3 separate regions of the Homo sapiens genome follow, and all the other regions are linked to region 1. A link is a contact called in ENCODE Hi-C or POLR2A ChIA-PET data. All regions are on one chromosome and are shown on one strand. The core of a region is the stretch at or near the end of the contact, and the rest is flanking DNA. Distances in the headings are between cores, read along the strand shown.

The links. A loop is a pair of places that touch in the nucleus more often than their neighbours do. ChIA-PET counts read pairs that join two places held with the same protein, here RNA polymerase II (POLR2A). Pooled maps may share reads with other maps.
Region 2: a loop to region 1 is called in a pooled map, with 8 times the contacts of the local background. The contact joins the promoter of TRMT10A here to the promoter of SLC9B2 in region 1. A Hi-C loop is called at or near these places in 1 of 168 maps with a recorded cell type or tissue (CD8-positive, alpha-beta T cell) and 7 of 50 pooled maps. POLR2A ChIA-PET finds 5 or more read pairs at or near these places in 1 of 52 experiments (activated T-cell).
Region 3: a loop to region 1 is called in a pooled map, with 5 times the contacts of the local background. The contact joins the enhancer-like site here to the promoter of SLC9B2 in region 1. A Hi-C loop is called at or near these places in 2 of 37 single-sample maps with no recorded cell type and 4 of 50 pooled maps. POLR2A ChIA-PET finds 5 or more read pairs at or near these places in 1 of 52 experiments (activated CD4-positive, alpha-beta T cell).

Annotation. Positions count from the first base shown.
Region 1 is chr4:103,074,086-103,079,231 of GRCh38, forward strand. It overlaps SLC9B2 (solute carrier family 9 member B2), which reads right to left and starts at 2,676. Exons shown (of 12, transcript NM_178833.7): 1 at 2,099-2,676. BDH2 (3-hydroxybutyrate dehydrogenase 2) reads right to left here. Exons shown (of 10, transcript NM_020139.4): 10 at 3,507-5,146. RefSeq lists a silencer at 2,336-2,445 and an enhancer at 2,556-2,675.
Region 2 is chr4:99,561,388-99,566,533 of GRCh38, forward strand. It overlaps TRMT10A (tRNA methyltransferase 10A), which reads right to left and starts at 2,652. Exons shown (of 8, transcript NM_001134665.3): 1 at 2,526-2,652. It also overlaps a transcript of MTTP not described here. RefSeq lists enhancers at 1,756-2,955, 2,191-2,320, 2,671-2,730.
Region 3 is chr4:99,848,747-99,853,892 of GRCh38, forward strand. It overlaps DAPP1 (dual adaptor of phosphotyrosine and 3-phosphoinositides 1), which reads left to right. Exons shown (of 9, transcript NM_014395.3): 4 at 4,472-4,602. Among named protein-coding and RNA genes, the nearest start is that of DAPP1, 34 kb to the left of the region's middle. Within about 2 kb of position 2,590, at least 2 of the 41 ENCODE cell types and tissues checked have a DNase peak (open chromatin) inside an H3K27ac peak, as active enhancers do.

The sequences.
Region 1 (5,146 bases), core at 1,426-3,925:
GGAGGAAAATCCTCTCCTCTTTTTGTCTTTAAATGACCAGGTAAAGAGGCAAGGGAAGTTGGGATTGTGGATGGGTTTCTTGGGACAATTCTAGCAGCCATCATTCACCCATGAAGAAAAGTCAAGATTAGCTGAACACAGAAAGCAACATAGAGCCCTGATATTACTGAGCTACTGAACAAACCCTGGACCCACCTACCTTCAAACATCTTCATGTATGAGCAAAGTACATCTGTATTTTTGAAGGGAGTTTTGGCTGAATATCCTGTTACTTGCAGCCAAAAGCATCCTAACCAATATAACAGGTGATTTTGTTGCAGAACCATCCCTGAGAAGCCCTGATGAACAGCAGTGATGAGGAACCTCTGTCTTACAAACTTTAGTTTCTATCTTTCTAGCTTCTTGTTACAGTGCAAAATCATCATAGACAATGAATGATCAGAACACTGCCTTTGTATTGAAATTTCTCAAAAATGTCCAGAAAATAACATTTTATAAAGTTAAAAATTAGTGCCAAGGTTTTCACTGCCATTCTTTTAGTCAACAGAAATTATTTGGATTGTAAGATTATGTATTTCCCCTCCTCTACCCTGAAGTTAAATTGTAATATTTGAATACTGAATGAAGAAAAGTTGGACTTATAAACGTTTGGTTGTTTTCCAAATTTCCACTCATGAAACAAAACAACAACAATAAAATATCACTACTATTGCTGCCTGGAGTTTCATTTCTGCTTTTTCTACTTGAAGAAATTCAAAATCTAACTCAAATGTCACCTTCTCAGTATTTCCTAACTCCAACATTGACAAACTGTCTCCCTCGTTTTCCTCTCTGATGATTCATTCATTCATTCAACAAACAAGAGCTATTAAGCTCTTGTTACGTCCCAGTCCTTGAGCTGAGGATTCAGAAGTGAACGGTCTTAAATAGTTCCTATATTCAGATCTTGTAATCTAGTTACAGGATGATAAAGGATGATAAATGATTCCTAAGCAATCACAATGAAATATGGTTAAGTTTCAACTTTAGACACATAACAACCCCATCCCTTAACAAGTTTCATTTCCTTTTTTTTCTTTTCTGAGATGGAGTCTTGCTCTGTCACCTAGGCTGGAGTGCAGTGGCACAATCTTGGCTCACTGCAACCTGTGCCTCCTGGGTTCAAGCGATTCTTCAGCCTCAGCCTCCGGAATAGCTGGAATTACGGGCGTGCACCACCATGCCCAGCTAATTTTTATATTTTTAGTAGAGATGGGGTTTTACCATGTTGGCTAGGCTGGTCTCGAACTCCTGACCTCAGGTGATATGCCCACCTCGGCCTCACAAAGCCTTAACAAGTTTCTCTGGTGTGATAGGCACAAGAGTAACAAAGATGACTAAGATGCAGTCTGCCCTTTAAGGGATGGTCAGAGACTGATATGTGTTTACCAAAATCGTTTACTCTTCTGCCTGGGTCCATAGTACATTTCCAGTCTCCCTTGCAGGTCAGTGTGGCATGTGACTGAAGTCTGGTCAATGGCATGTGGACATAAATAGTATGTGATTTCCAGTCCTCACCCATAAGAAACAATCCTCATGCAATCCTCTAGTAGCTTTTCTTTTTCTGTCCGTTGCCTGGAAACTAAGGACTCCAAGGTCTTAGGGGATAGCAAAGCCATAATATAAAAGGAGTTTGGGTTCCTGAATAATTGAGTAGAAGGCCAACAGCTGAACACGTGAATGGACTTGACATGAACGAGAAATAAGCCTGAACTATGTTTAGTTACTGAGATGTTTTACTTTATCTCTTACAGCAGCTACTGCTGTCTTAAGGTTATATTCTTCAGTCAATAGCATACGATGATTCTTAGCACCTCGAGGATGCTAACCCAGTCCACAAAGGCAACACCCCCTCTGGTTAATCTGAGAACTAAAATAAAAGCAAGCAAGAAAACCCACGCCAACACCTTACAACAGTAAACAGACACGCGCCCGTCACCGGGTGTACAAACAGAAAAGGCTGGGCCCCTCGCTCGCGTCTCCGGTCCAGCAGGCCTACAGGGTACCCGCCGCTGGCGCTGGGTTTATTTTTACCCTTAGTGTCTCTGGGGCCTCTCACCTGGCAGTCTCCGGCGAAGTCGACCAGGCTCCGTCTGAACGATTAGGAAAGGGGCTGTGGGGGAGGCGGCGGAGCCCGGTCTAGCCACCGCGCTCTGGGGTTCCCGATTCGCGCATCTTCCCAGGCTGAGCCGGGAGGCTGCGTTGACTGCAGATAAACGGTCTCAGGGCGCGGCACCGCGTGTAGTCGGCCCCGCCTTTCGCACGAACCCGCTGGGCGACACCGCGCAGGGAGGTCCGACCCGTCGGCGCCGGTACAGGCTCCGGAGTAAGCATGGGTTGGTCCGGGGCCCGCAGCGGCAGCCCCGTGTGCCCTCCGCCGGGTTTCAGGTCCGGCGGCGCGGGTGCAGAGCCGCGTGCGATGCCTGGTGCGCGTGGCTTCCCCCGGAAAGGTGGCGCCAGGCCGACCATGGGCCCACGTCCCGGGGCCTCGGAGCGGCACCGCGCGGTCTTTCAGCTGCTTATCCTCCCTGGGCGGGTCCGCAGGCTTCTGGGGCCAGGACCAGCGAGCTCCCGGGAAAGCTTCCCGGAAAGCTTACCCAGAGAGCGCGGACCCAGGCGCCGAGTCTTCCCGGAGATGACGAGACACCGCGAGAGGAGCACAGCGCAGGCTCCTCGGGACTCCGCGGCGCAGGCCGGGCAGCCCGTTACTTGTTTTATCGTTCCCGAAACCAACCTCTAAGTTGTCTATCAGTCCTCCACCTTTTAGCTGTACCTCTTAGAAGTGTCTTCTCAGCTGCGGTGGGAAGATAGGATTCTTTCTTAAGGTGACCAATTAAATGGCCGGATAAAAGACTTGTTCTGCCCCCCTTTATCGCTTAACACCTGCCCTTCTTGTTGTATTTTAGATTTTTAACCCTTCTATCAGCAGTGTGATTCTATTTCATTTAATTCTCATTTCATGTTTGTGTCTTCCTTTTCTCTGTATTTCCTCTTGTGTGTGTTAAGACGCGCGCACCCCTTACCTGTTTTTCACTCCTGTAAGCAAGTGCCAATCTTAATCACCGCTTTTCAAGCAAGGGAGATTATCCTCAAATTTCTCCACCAGTCAGAAACCATTCATTCTTGTCTCTCAGGTCCTCTTTTGTGATGAACCTATTGGATAGGTTCCATCCAATACCCTTCTTCAGATCATCTGAAATGATTATTTTCCTAAACGGAACTCTTCCTCTCCTAAAGCTTGTAAAAATTTCTAGTGACATTCAGCTTCCTCTTACCACAGGAATGACATATATTTTTCCTTTTAGTCATATGTACTTCATTAATATATCACCTGATTTGATTAACATGACTTTGGAGAACATTGAATTTTTTGGCTAGATTTTACTTCGTTTTTATTGCTGATAGTGTTTATAAAAATGTTTTATAGTTTATGGTCGGCTGTGAGAAAGACTAACTCAGATCATTTGTTAATGTTGGAGCCCATTTTGTAGAATTCGTTGTGCATTTATTTAAAATTTATTTGTTCATAGCTATACATATATTATACATGTATACCTGCTCACAGCATAAAGTATTTCATGACATACTTGTAAGAGTCAGTGTTCTATGAATTCACTAGAGAAGTTACAGCATTTTGATTATGATACACGAAAAGAAACCCAAGTCATTTAGCTTAACTCCTTAATTTCATAAACCAGAAAACTAAAATCCAAGATAGATTGGGTGACTTGGTCTAGATCACAAACCAAAGTTAGCCATAATTCGGTAGTGTAGTGCCCGGTCCAAAACCTCATAGATAATCTTATAATCAATGGACTCTTTCTGAATGCTAGTCAAAATGTCCTTTTGTGTGAATTTTAATGTACCGTCATCAACTGCATGATATTCTTCCCCATACACAAAGTGTTATCTTTTTGTTGTCCATTTCAGAATTTTCCATGTTAATATTAAAGTTCTAGGAAAAAAGGCTAAGAATCACTGCACATTTATTGAGTATCTCAGTGTGCATCATACCATTTGGTCATTTGAGGTTGCAACAAGTAAAAAACAAACATAAAACCCTTAAATTAAAATAAAAACAAAAAACTTTGCCCTGACAATGTTACAGAATTAACATCCATAAATTTACTTTTCTTGAAAAATTTATTTTCTTTAATTTCGTTTGTTTCCTGTTACATAATTTATATTTAAATTTACATTTATTTATCCAGAAACTATGTCCAAATTTTATGTCCTCTTTTCTGTTATCCTGGAGTTTGGTGAAGAAATCTGTACTTAATTTAGAAAAGAAATCCCTCTAACTGACAATATTGTTAGCTAACTATATATTTCTTAGGCCCATGTCAAATATCATTGCTTATTTTAATAAAGATTGTTTAGTTAGACTAAGAAAATAGTAAATAATAAGGGATGGCATCCGTTAAGTATAAACACTGGATTATTTTTCATAACATAACAGGTCAACAATATCGTTTTGAGGCTGAACTCCTTTACTCCTTTTACTGTAAGCTATTGAAGCCAAACTCCTTCCTACCTTTGTTCATTTATGATGGTGTAAAATTTTAAAATTAGGATCTACATACAGAACAATGCAGAATTATATAAAAATATTTGAATATTGAAAAATGAAGTGGAAATTATTATTATTATTTAGGTACAGGGTCTTGCTCTGTCACCCTGGAGTGCAGTGGCATGATTACAGCTCACTGCAGCCTCAAACTCTTGGGCTCAAGTAATCCTCCTGCCTTAGCCTCTGTTAACCATGCTGGTCCTGAACTCCTGGCCGCAAGTGATCCTCCTGCCTTGGCCTCCCAAAGTGCAGGAATTATAGGCATGAGCTACCATGCCTAGTCCTGAAATTACTATCTTCTTCCTTAACCCCCATCTCCCCCACAAAAAAACAAAAACTTCCTTTTTTCTTCATATTTACATTTTAATTGTATATGCTGCAATGGCCTATTTGTATCACCCCAGAGTCATGTGTTGACATCCTAACCTGCAATATGATACATTAGGAGGTGGGGCCTTTGGGAGGTAATCAGGTCATAAGGGTAGTGCCCTCATGAACAGGATTAGTGTCCTTATAAAAAGACACATGAGCGCTCGC
Region 2 (5,146 bases), core at 1,402-3,901, 3.5 Mb before region 1:
ATGTTTCAATCTCTCAAACACAAGGAAAGGTCATGAGATGGTCAACATCTTCATCATCATCATCATCATCTTTTTAAAAACTATTCCTAACTAAGAAAACGACTGTACTAAGTGAAGTTTTTAGGCTTTAAATAAGCCAGGTGCACTGAGACAAATGGAATGCAACAAAAATGATGCTAACCTGATATCTTATAAATTATTCCGTATAGTATACTTTACAAAGATATCTACCAACTCGCACTGTCTACACTATACAATAAGTATAATGTATATCTACACTGCACTATGTACTAGCGTGTTCAGATTACCTGTTAAGCAAAACAGCATTTTATTAGGTATACTTGCTTTCTAATTGTTTTAGTTTGGGCAATAATTTATAAAATTCCATGGCAGAGTTTTTCATTCCTTTCTCACATGCAGTGATGCTCACAGTACATTTTCATTCATTCAACCAAGTTCAACAAATGTTCAAGAACGTATTTTACAGTAACTATAAAAATATTTGTGTGAGGTCGGGCGCAGTGGCTCATGCCTGTAATCCCAACACTTTGGGAGGCTGAGGTGGGCGGATCACCTGAGGTCAGGAGTTCAAGACCAACATGGCGATACCTCGTCTCTACTAAAAATACAAAAATTAGCCAGGCGTGGTAGTGGACGCCTGTAATTCCAGCTACTCGGGAGGCTGAGGCAGAAGAATCGCTTGAACCCGGGAGGCAGAGGTTGCAGTGTGCCATGATCGCAGCACTGCACTCCAACTAGGGCAACAGAGTAAGACTCCGTCTCCAAAAAAAAAAAAAAATTATATATATATATATGTGTGTGTGTGTGTGTGTGTGTGTGAAATTTTACTCCTGCATAAAATTTTAAAAATTTGTGGGGTTCATTCGCAGACATAGGTTATTAAGTGGGCTTACAAACTATCTCACTTTGTAAGGCAAGGACACATCCTACATCAATGAGCACCAAAAGAAAAAAAAAAGTTTTTTAAAACTGCATTAAGTTATGGATTGGGATAAAATAAATAATCGTCGTTAATTTATGACAGTCTCCTTTTCAGAAAAATCTCAACGAATGTGGGAATAATGCAGATTGGAATTAATGACTTGACAGCGATAGCAAAGGAATGCCTTTTTTTTTTTTTTTTTTTTTTTTTTTTGAGAGGGAGTCTTGCTAGGTCGCCCAGGCTGGAGTGCAGTGGCGCAATCTCGGCTCACTGCAACCTCTGCCTCCCGGGTTCAAGCGATTCTCCTGCCTCAGCCTCCCGAGTAGCTGGGACTACAGGTGCGCGCTACCACGCCCAGCTAATTTTTGTTATTTTTAGTAGAGACGGGGTTTCACCACGTTGGCCTGGATGGTCTCCATCTCTTGACCTCGTGATCCACCCGCCTCGGCTTCCCAAAGTGCTGGGATTACAGGCATGAGCCACTGCGCCCGGCCTTTCTTGTTTGTTTGAGACGGAGTTTCGCTCTTGTTGCCCAGGCTGGAGTGCAATGGCGCAATCTCGGCTGATTGCAACCTCCGCCTTCTGGGTTCAAGTAGTTCTCCTGCCTCAGCCCCCCCAGTAGCTGGGATTACTGGCATGCGCCACCACGCCCGGCTAATTTTGTATTTTCAGTAGAGACGGGGTTTCACCATGTTGGTCAGGCTGGTCCCGAACTCCTGACCTCAGGTGATCCACCCGCCTTGCCCTCCCGAAGTGCGGGGATTACAGACGTGAGTCACCGCGCCCGGCCAGGAATGCCCTTTTAAAAGACATGCGGACTAAACGTGGAGGAGCGAAAAGCCCTTTGTTCACTTCAGTTGTCAAGCCTTTTGGGCAGAGGGTTGGGAATGGAAGGGGCAGATGAAATTCTTTCAGAAAGTGACAAGTAATGTGTTGCCATCCTCTTCATATCTGTAGAAAAATTCCCAAATTTAAAGTATTTCAGTGAAATCAAGTAACACTTCGATCTTTATAAAACTGTCCTCAGCTCACAGCACCTGCAGCAACTTCCCCTCGGGCTCTCTACATTTCAGAGAGTTCAGCGACGTCAGCCCTTTGCAGGAAAAATGAGGTAAGGCAGCTTTAAAGAGGTAAAGCCCACGGTCTCTAGCCACGAAGTGGCAGGGCCATAACACGCTTTCCGGCCCTTTAGAGTACAGATTTCCCACTGATTCTTTGCAAACTCACTTTTCACATACTACGGGCCGATGGCAACCCCAAAACACACGCCGACGGAAAGCGCCCCACCACGGGGCGGAGCCTCGCCCACTATCCCTTCTAGGCTCCCAGCCAGCAAACGCATTTCAGAGACGGGATTAAGCTGTCTCTGGCGAACCAGGGAGCAGCTGGGTAGGCCGCGGGGGGCGCCTGTCATCGACGTCATTTCCTTCAGCAAGAGCGCCGCAGGAAACCACTTCCACACCACTGCTCCCCTCTCCCCCGGAAGCCCTTGTTGCTAGTAGGGGGCTGCATGGCACGCGCCCCTTTGCGTCCAGAGAATACCATAGTGCGGGGGAGCGCCAACCAGTGCCAGGACACTTACCGAGCTGAAGAGTTGACAGGGAAGTGAAATCTCAGAAAGAAAGCCTTTCTGGGTTGGCCTGGTTACGGCTCACGCTTCCTTCCACAGAAACTTCAATTCCCAGAGGCAGGGGCGGTAGTTACGCAGTGGAGGCTACGGCGGTTGCGTCTTACGTCATCGAACTGCGGCCATTTCGAACCCGCAATGGAAGAAAGGGGAGGGGTTTATGCGGGGCGGGGTCTGGAGTTAGTGTTTTGGGAGTGGGAGGTAGTTACAGTGATGTCTGTTTTTTCCCGTTCAAGAATTAAGTGTGTACCTGCAGACGTGTATTCATTCATATATTCTTGTGAGTATTGGATGAAGGAATTAAGATAGTCCCACTGTTAAAAATGCAAAACAACGAAGAAAGGCTCCTAATTTTTCTGTGTTGAAAATGAGAGAAAAACATCTCTTGCCTATATTATTTTTAATTTATACAGAAAATTACCATATCACATGATTTTACATAACTCAAGTGGAAAATTAAATTCAAAAAGTGAGTCAGATTCACAATAAAATGCATTTAAATTTAGAATCTGTAAGGCTTTTTTATGGCTGAAGTAAAACAGCCATAGCTTTACTCTTTATTCATTCCTTGAGCTATTTTTCCTATGCTGTTTTGCAAAACATCAGATGACATTTCATTGTTTATAATACTTGACCTTATATAATCTTTTGCTATATATAGATCATGTCAACTGAGAGAGAAATGAAATACAACCCCGTAGATTGTCATTTTCTATTTAGTTTTTTTCTCCTCTACTTCTAATAGGTGATTATTGCAGAATTTGAAGGTAAGAATGAGGTTTGCATCTTGAATAGAAGACTGGCTTCTCATATAGAAAGAATTTTGAAGTAAATTATCCTTGAAGATATTTGAACATGTTTAAAGGCTTCAGTGAATAGAAAATTAAATCCAGAATTTGAGATTCTCTAAAAGAGCCGAAATTTCTTTGACTTTAGTTACAAAACTAAAGTCACTCTTGCCATAAGCCCTTAAATTTTACTTGAAACACTGTATCAGCTATAACACTGTTGTGAGTCCCTCTTCTGTTTCTTCCTCATCTCAAACCTAAAAGATCTTTGTTAACTGAGCACTGGCAAAAAAGTCTGGATCCACTTCTGATCTGTTAGTAGGGCATCTTTTTTCAGCTGCCTCCATATGAGGGCAAAGAGTAGCTGAGGGAGGATTAGTAATTGGATATGTAGCCCTTCACATGTAGGTCATTAAATTCAGGCTGGCAAAGTGATGTGCCAAATCTTTCCACAGCTGTTCAGTTGCTCCTATGGGATCTGTTTTATAAATAATTATACAGTTTTTTCAGAGTTAATACCTGGCCTCCTTAGATATTTTAAACAAAGTTTTAAAGCAAAAAAAACCACTTCATATTCTAATAATGAAGTCAATAAATTTTCTTTTGACATAGACATTTAACTTTGTAGTCATTTGGTGCAAAATTTAAAATGATTCTATTATTAATCCAAAGTAAGCACCAAAAGAGCACCAGCAAAAGTCAATTTAACAAAAAATTGAAACATATAGAAAGTTTAAGACGGTGAAATCATGTGAAACAATATTTTCATTGATTTGTAAAATTTATGTATTTATTTATTTGACACATGTATCGAGTTCTATGCGTTTTGTCTTAGTATTGGTGATACAGAAATGACGAAATCATGCTCTCTGTGCTTAAGGAATCCTTAATCTAATAGGGGAGCCAGCAGTAAATAAATACCATACAACATGTACTTGAGATGCTTGTACTTTGAAAGAAGCAACTAAATGCTCCTTGAGGCAGAGGACATAGTTTTGGAGATTAAATAATTTTGTTTCATCTTGGAAAGTAAGTAGGAGTTGTACAGGTGTCAGAAAAGTGAAGAAGTTTAAGATATTGGGAACAGTGAAAGCAAAGACCTAAGCGTGTCATAGTTTTGCACATGACTGAAAAGCTGTGGATAGAATGAGGAAGAAGGAGGAGATAATAACCCTAAGGGCTTCTCTAACTTGGACAACTGTAGGAATGCAGTAACATTAACCGGGTCATTTAGGGAATACTGGAAGAAAAATAGGTTTTGAGGCCGGGCGTGGTGGCTCACGCCTGTAATCCCAGCACTTTGGGAGGCCTAGGCGGGCGGATCACGAGGTCAGGAGATCAAGACCACCCTGGCTAAAACAGTGAAACCCCGTCTCTGCTGAAAATACAAAAACTTAGCCGGGCGTGGTGGCGGGCGCCTGTAGTCCCGTCTACTCCGGAGGCTGAGGCAGGAGAATGGCGTGAACCCGGGAGGCGGAGCTTGCGGTGAGGCGAGATCCTGCCACTGCACTCCAGCCTGGGTGACAGAGTGATACTCCGTCTCAAAAAAAAGAAAAAAAAAAAAAAAAAGAAAAATAGGTTTTGAAAAAATAGTTTTGTTTTAAAATATGTGCATTCTGGGGAGTCTGCAGGACATCTGAGTAGAAACAGATTTTAAAAAGAATGAGCACATACTTGTAGTTTAAGCTAATATAAGAGGTTGGACTCAAAGAGATACTACTCCATGGGTTACAAATGCATAGTATCTATGGGGACTGGAAGGTAGCAAATGAGAGAAGCGTCTAGAAG
Region 3 (5,146 bases), core at 1,340-3,839, 3.2 Mb before region 1:
ACAATAGTCTACTTCATGTAGTTCAGAAATTGAGTTGGTGGACCTTCTCTCTAGAGAAGCAATTAAGTGGATCCCCAAGAAGTGAATCCAATTAGTGTGACCAGGTCAGGTATTCGAGGGCCGGGCCAGGTCTGGAGGTATAACATGGTTATAGGGAACCTATCTCTGTATACTGGGAGGTACAATCTCTGCAGAAGGGGAAATCATTAAGCCTCACAGCCATGCCAAGAAGTCTGTATATTGGCTCTTCCTTGGGCAAGAATAGTCATCTAAGGAGAACTGTCTTTTAGGACACCAGATTTTTATCAGTATAAGTTGCCGTTTTATAAGTACTTTGTCATCTTCATCTCACAATTTAGTTTAGCCTCATTTGTGGGGTTACTAGTTAAAATCAATCTACAGTCAGTTTTACTCTCTTGGTTGACTCAATGCCATTTTCCTTTGTTTTACTTTTGTTGAATTAAACTTTAGAGGAGGTTTTCAAAATAGAATTTGGGTTCCTCCAACAGAGATTTGAAAAGTTATGCCTGCGGTTATTGTCCTTTCTTGCCTCAGGCCTGGAGAATTGTGGACCTGGGAGGCTGGTTCATCCCAGGTTCTTTCTTGGTTCAAGCCTGCATTACTGTAGCATTCATTCATTAATTCATTCACTCATCTGCCTTCATTATGTCAGAAACTCTATCAAGTGGTAGGGATACAAAGATAAATTTGACTGATAGGTGCGCTGAAGAGGCTCACAGAGGTTGGAAATGCACACGTTGGAAAGGCAGTGGCTGTCTAATACCAAGAGGTGACAGCACTGCAGGCTCAGGCAGCAGCCCAGCCCAGAGATCCTTACCCTGCAGCGCAACTGGCCCCGGTGGCTATTTCTCCTCCAGGGACTGATACTGTGGTAGGAGGATAATGCCCCCACAGGACGTCCACATGTCTCCCTGGACCTGTGAATATATTGTTACATGGCAAGAGGGAATTAAGTTTGCAGATGGAATTAAGGCAGCTGATCAAATAACTTTGGGGTGGGGAGATTATCCTAGATGGTCTAAGTAAGACCACTGTAATTGACAGGGTCCTCATAAGTAGTAGGGAGCCAGAAGGGAGAGAACCAGAAAGATGGCAGCAGGAGAAGGATCTGACTGGCTGTTACTGGCTTTGAAGACAGAGGAAAATGGCCACAAGTCAAGACATGAGGGCACCTCTGAAAGCTGGAAAATGCAAAGGAATGAATCCTCCCTAGAGCCTCCACTAGGAAAGCAGCCTTGCCAGTTTTAGACTAGTGAGACCCATTTCGAACTTCTGACTTCCAGAATTGTAAGATGATAAATCTGAGTTGTTTTAAGCTGTTATGTTTGTGGCAATTTGCTACAATAGCAATAAAAAATTAGGCCAGGCACAGTGGCTCACGCCTGTAATCCCAACACTTTGGGAGGCCGAGGCGGGTGGATCACCTGAGGTCACGAGTTCGAGACCAGTCTGGCCAACATGACGAAACCCCGTCTCTACTGAAAATACGAAAATTGGCCCGGTGTGGTGGTGGATGCCTGTATTCCCAGCTACTTGGGAGGCAGAGGCAGGAGAATCGCTTGAACCTGGGAGGCAGACGTTGCAGTGAGCTGAGATCGTGACATTGCACTCCAGCCTGGGTGACAGAGCAAGACTCCGCCTCAAAAAAAAAAAATTAACACAGGTATTATTATGTGAAGTGTGTGCCTGGTCGTATCAACTAAGTACATCTTTCTGGAGTGTCATTTAAAGCATTATTTTCATATTAAGTATTAAATATATGAAGTAGAATGAAAATTAAGCATCAACTTTGAAGATAAAGTATAAGAGTTCAAAATGTATCTAATTTGGGAGCTGCTTTGATCCCTAGGCTTCAGTTCCCCTCTCCTCTTCTGTAAGGTGAAAGTGTTTGAGAGGCACCAATTTAACTATAGTTAATCACAAGTAGTGATTACTAGACTACCACCATTTTTATTCCTAGCAGAATGTTGCGTCTAGGTCTTTTTTAAGATTTCAAAATCCATGTCCCCAAAGATGCAATCATTCAAATTTTATTTAAGGATTTAAAAATATTCTGTCAAAGAATAATAATATCTAATATGTTATCATTCTCCCACAAACATTTATTTGGTGCCTTCTGAAGGAAGCATAATTATTCTCACTAGTAAGGAGCAGAAGCTTGTAATGGTTGTCCAAGGCCGATAAGTACTGAATGGCGGTAGTGACAATTGAACCCTGTTCCTCTGCCTGTGCATCCAGTGCTCTTTCCAAGGGTCCAGAGTGACTATGAAGCACATCACTGGGAGTGTTTCTTAGGGTTGGGAGCCAGCGCTGAATTTACCATGCATCTACAATGTGAGCACTGTGTTCACAGAGCCCCTGAGCCTGCACAGCAGCTACTCTTGATATAGGTACTGCTGCTTTCATTCTGACTGTAAAACTGTAGCCGGCCCCTTCTCCTCATATGACTGGATCTGTTCTTATGGGAAGATCACATTGACAAAAGAGAGCACAATGTGCAAGAATGGGACGGTTCTGATAATGGCAAAATCTGTTTTTCATTGTGATCCCAATGCTGCAATGCCAATGAGAGACAGAAAGAGGAAGGGCCAGAGGCTTTCATTCTTCTCTGAGGTCGAGATCAGACACCCTCTTCTGGCTTTTCTCAACAGCTTTTCATTTTACAGCAGCACCTTATCTGGGCCCAAGTATCAAAAGCCACAGTTCTGTTTTTGCAGTCAGACATTGTATGTATTCAAGTATCATAGACAGGTTTTGTTTTGTGTAGTTTTTTTTTTTTTTTTTTTTTTTTGAGACAGAGTCTCACTCTGTCACTCAGGCTGGAGTGCAGTGGTGCGATCTCGGCTCACCGCAACCCCCGCCTCCCGGGTTCAAGCAATTTCCCTGCCTCAGCCTCCCGAGTAGCTGAGACTACAGGTGCCTGCCACCACGCTCGGCTAATTTATTTTTGTTTTTATTTTGTATTTTAGTAGAGATGGGGTTTCACTATGTTGGCCAGGATGCTCTCGATCTCCTGACCTCATGATCCACCCACCTCAGCCTTCCAAAGTGCTGGGATTACAGATGTGAGCCACTGTGCCCGGCCTGTTTTGTGTAGATTTATCATTAACATTAGGGTGTTTTTTAACCACAGAGGAGACATTTTTCTTTTTCATTTTCTCACTCTTACTCTAATTCAGGTTCTATACTCTCCAGATCTTTCAAATCTTTTCAAAGACGCCCTTCCTGATGACCCTTGTAAAATATCACCCTCTCCCAACCCTACCTTTTCTATTCTCTATCCCTTTACCATGCCCTATTCATTTTTTCCATAACACTTCTCACACATAAAATATTTTTTAAATTTTTTTTCTGTCTCCTCTACCTAGAACATAAGCTCGATAAGAGCATTTAAACTCCTTTGTGTGCTATTGCATTCCCAGTACCTAGACAAGTGCCTGGCAGAGTGCAAAGCTCTGTAAATATTCGTTGAATGAATTGCTGAATTCTTTACATCTCTTCCATGTCTGGTACAATCTTAGGCTTGCTATAGAAAAGACCCTAGTAAAATTAAAAGCAAGAAACCATAGCAAGAAGAAAAAAAATCCCCTTAAGTTGCCTCTTTTTGTAGTTAGTTTCTAGTTTCTGATTGACTGATTGATTGAGGGAAGGATTTCAAGAAGGAAATGTCAGAAACATAGACTCAGAACTGCTCTGAGCCCTTGGAACAAAGTTCCCCAGCCCCCCATGCCTGGACCCCCTGGGCTGAGCCCTTTTTCTGCCTGGAGGCTCCCCTCTCCAGATGGAAGGGGAAGGAGGCAATCACTTGTGAGCACCAGCTTGTTCAGGTCATGTTCACTTAGTAATGCAAAGACTTTGCTTGGTTACTTTCATTAATTGGGTAGTATCAGAGAGTAGGGAGAATGCTCACTTTTTTGAAATCCACTAATTTGTTACACGTTTATTCGGAAACTGATTGATAGGAAATAAGGGCAATGGAATGGATCTTCCTCTACCCTAGTGCTTTTGTTTAGTCTTGTTCTCATGGCTTTCATAAAGCCTTCCTGGAAAACTTCCAGTTACTACTTAAGATCTAAATCAAATGTCACCTCCTTTATGAAAGCTGTCCTGAATCCTTTCATGGAAAGGTTCTTCAAGCAGTCTGGGGATGATTATCATGCTTTGCTCACACGGCTGCCATTGGTCTCATCACCCTGTTCATTTAAACGACCATATCTGTTACCAGTTCTGAGCACCAGGAGGCCAAGGAACATCTCCATCATGCTTTATATCTCAGTGTCCAGCTTAAGTGCCTTATACCTAATTGGTATTTGATAACTGTTGAGATAATGAGCGAGGGAATACATGAAAAAAACAAAAGACTTTCCAATCCAGCCACAGTTATCCAGTTAGCATTTGGACCTTCCTTCTGGGAACACTGTTCGATTATATATTTTTCATCTTCATTCAGGCACTCTGATGGTTCTAAAACATCCCTACCCAAGAAAAGTGGAAGAACCCTCCATTTATGAATCTGTCCGGGTTCACACAGCAATGCAGACAGGAAGAACAGAAGATGACCTTGTGCCCACAGCACCTTCTGTAAGTGACCTTCAACGTGACCACAAGCTCTCTCCCTGTCTAAAATCAATCAAGTTCAATAAAAGTTAATAAGAGTGTATTTGTTCACATAAAAATTCTAGCTTGGAATATAAAACTTGGAAAGGAATGTGAGATTTGAAGCCTATGACTCAGTTCATCTGGTCCTGGGTAGATCATAAAAATTACAATGCAGCCAGACATGGTGGTTCATGCCTGTAATCCCAACATTTTGGGAGGCCAAGGTAAGAGAATTGCTTGAGCCCAGGAGTTGGAGACCAGCCTGGGCAACATAAACATCTCTACAACAAACTTTAAAAAATATTAGCTGGGCATGGTGGCATGCACCTGTAGTCCCAGCTACTCAGGAGGCTAAGGTGGAAGGATTACTTGAGTCAAGGAGGTTGAGGCTGCAGTGAGCTGTGATTGTGCCACTGCACTCCAGTCTGGGTTACAGAGTGAGACCTTGTCTCAAAACGAACAAATGAAAGCAATGCAATAGTAATAGGATTTTAAATACTTCGAAAATGGAACTTAAATCTCTGTC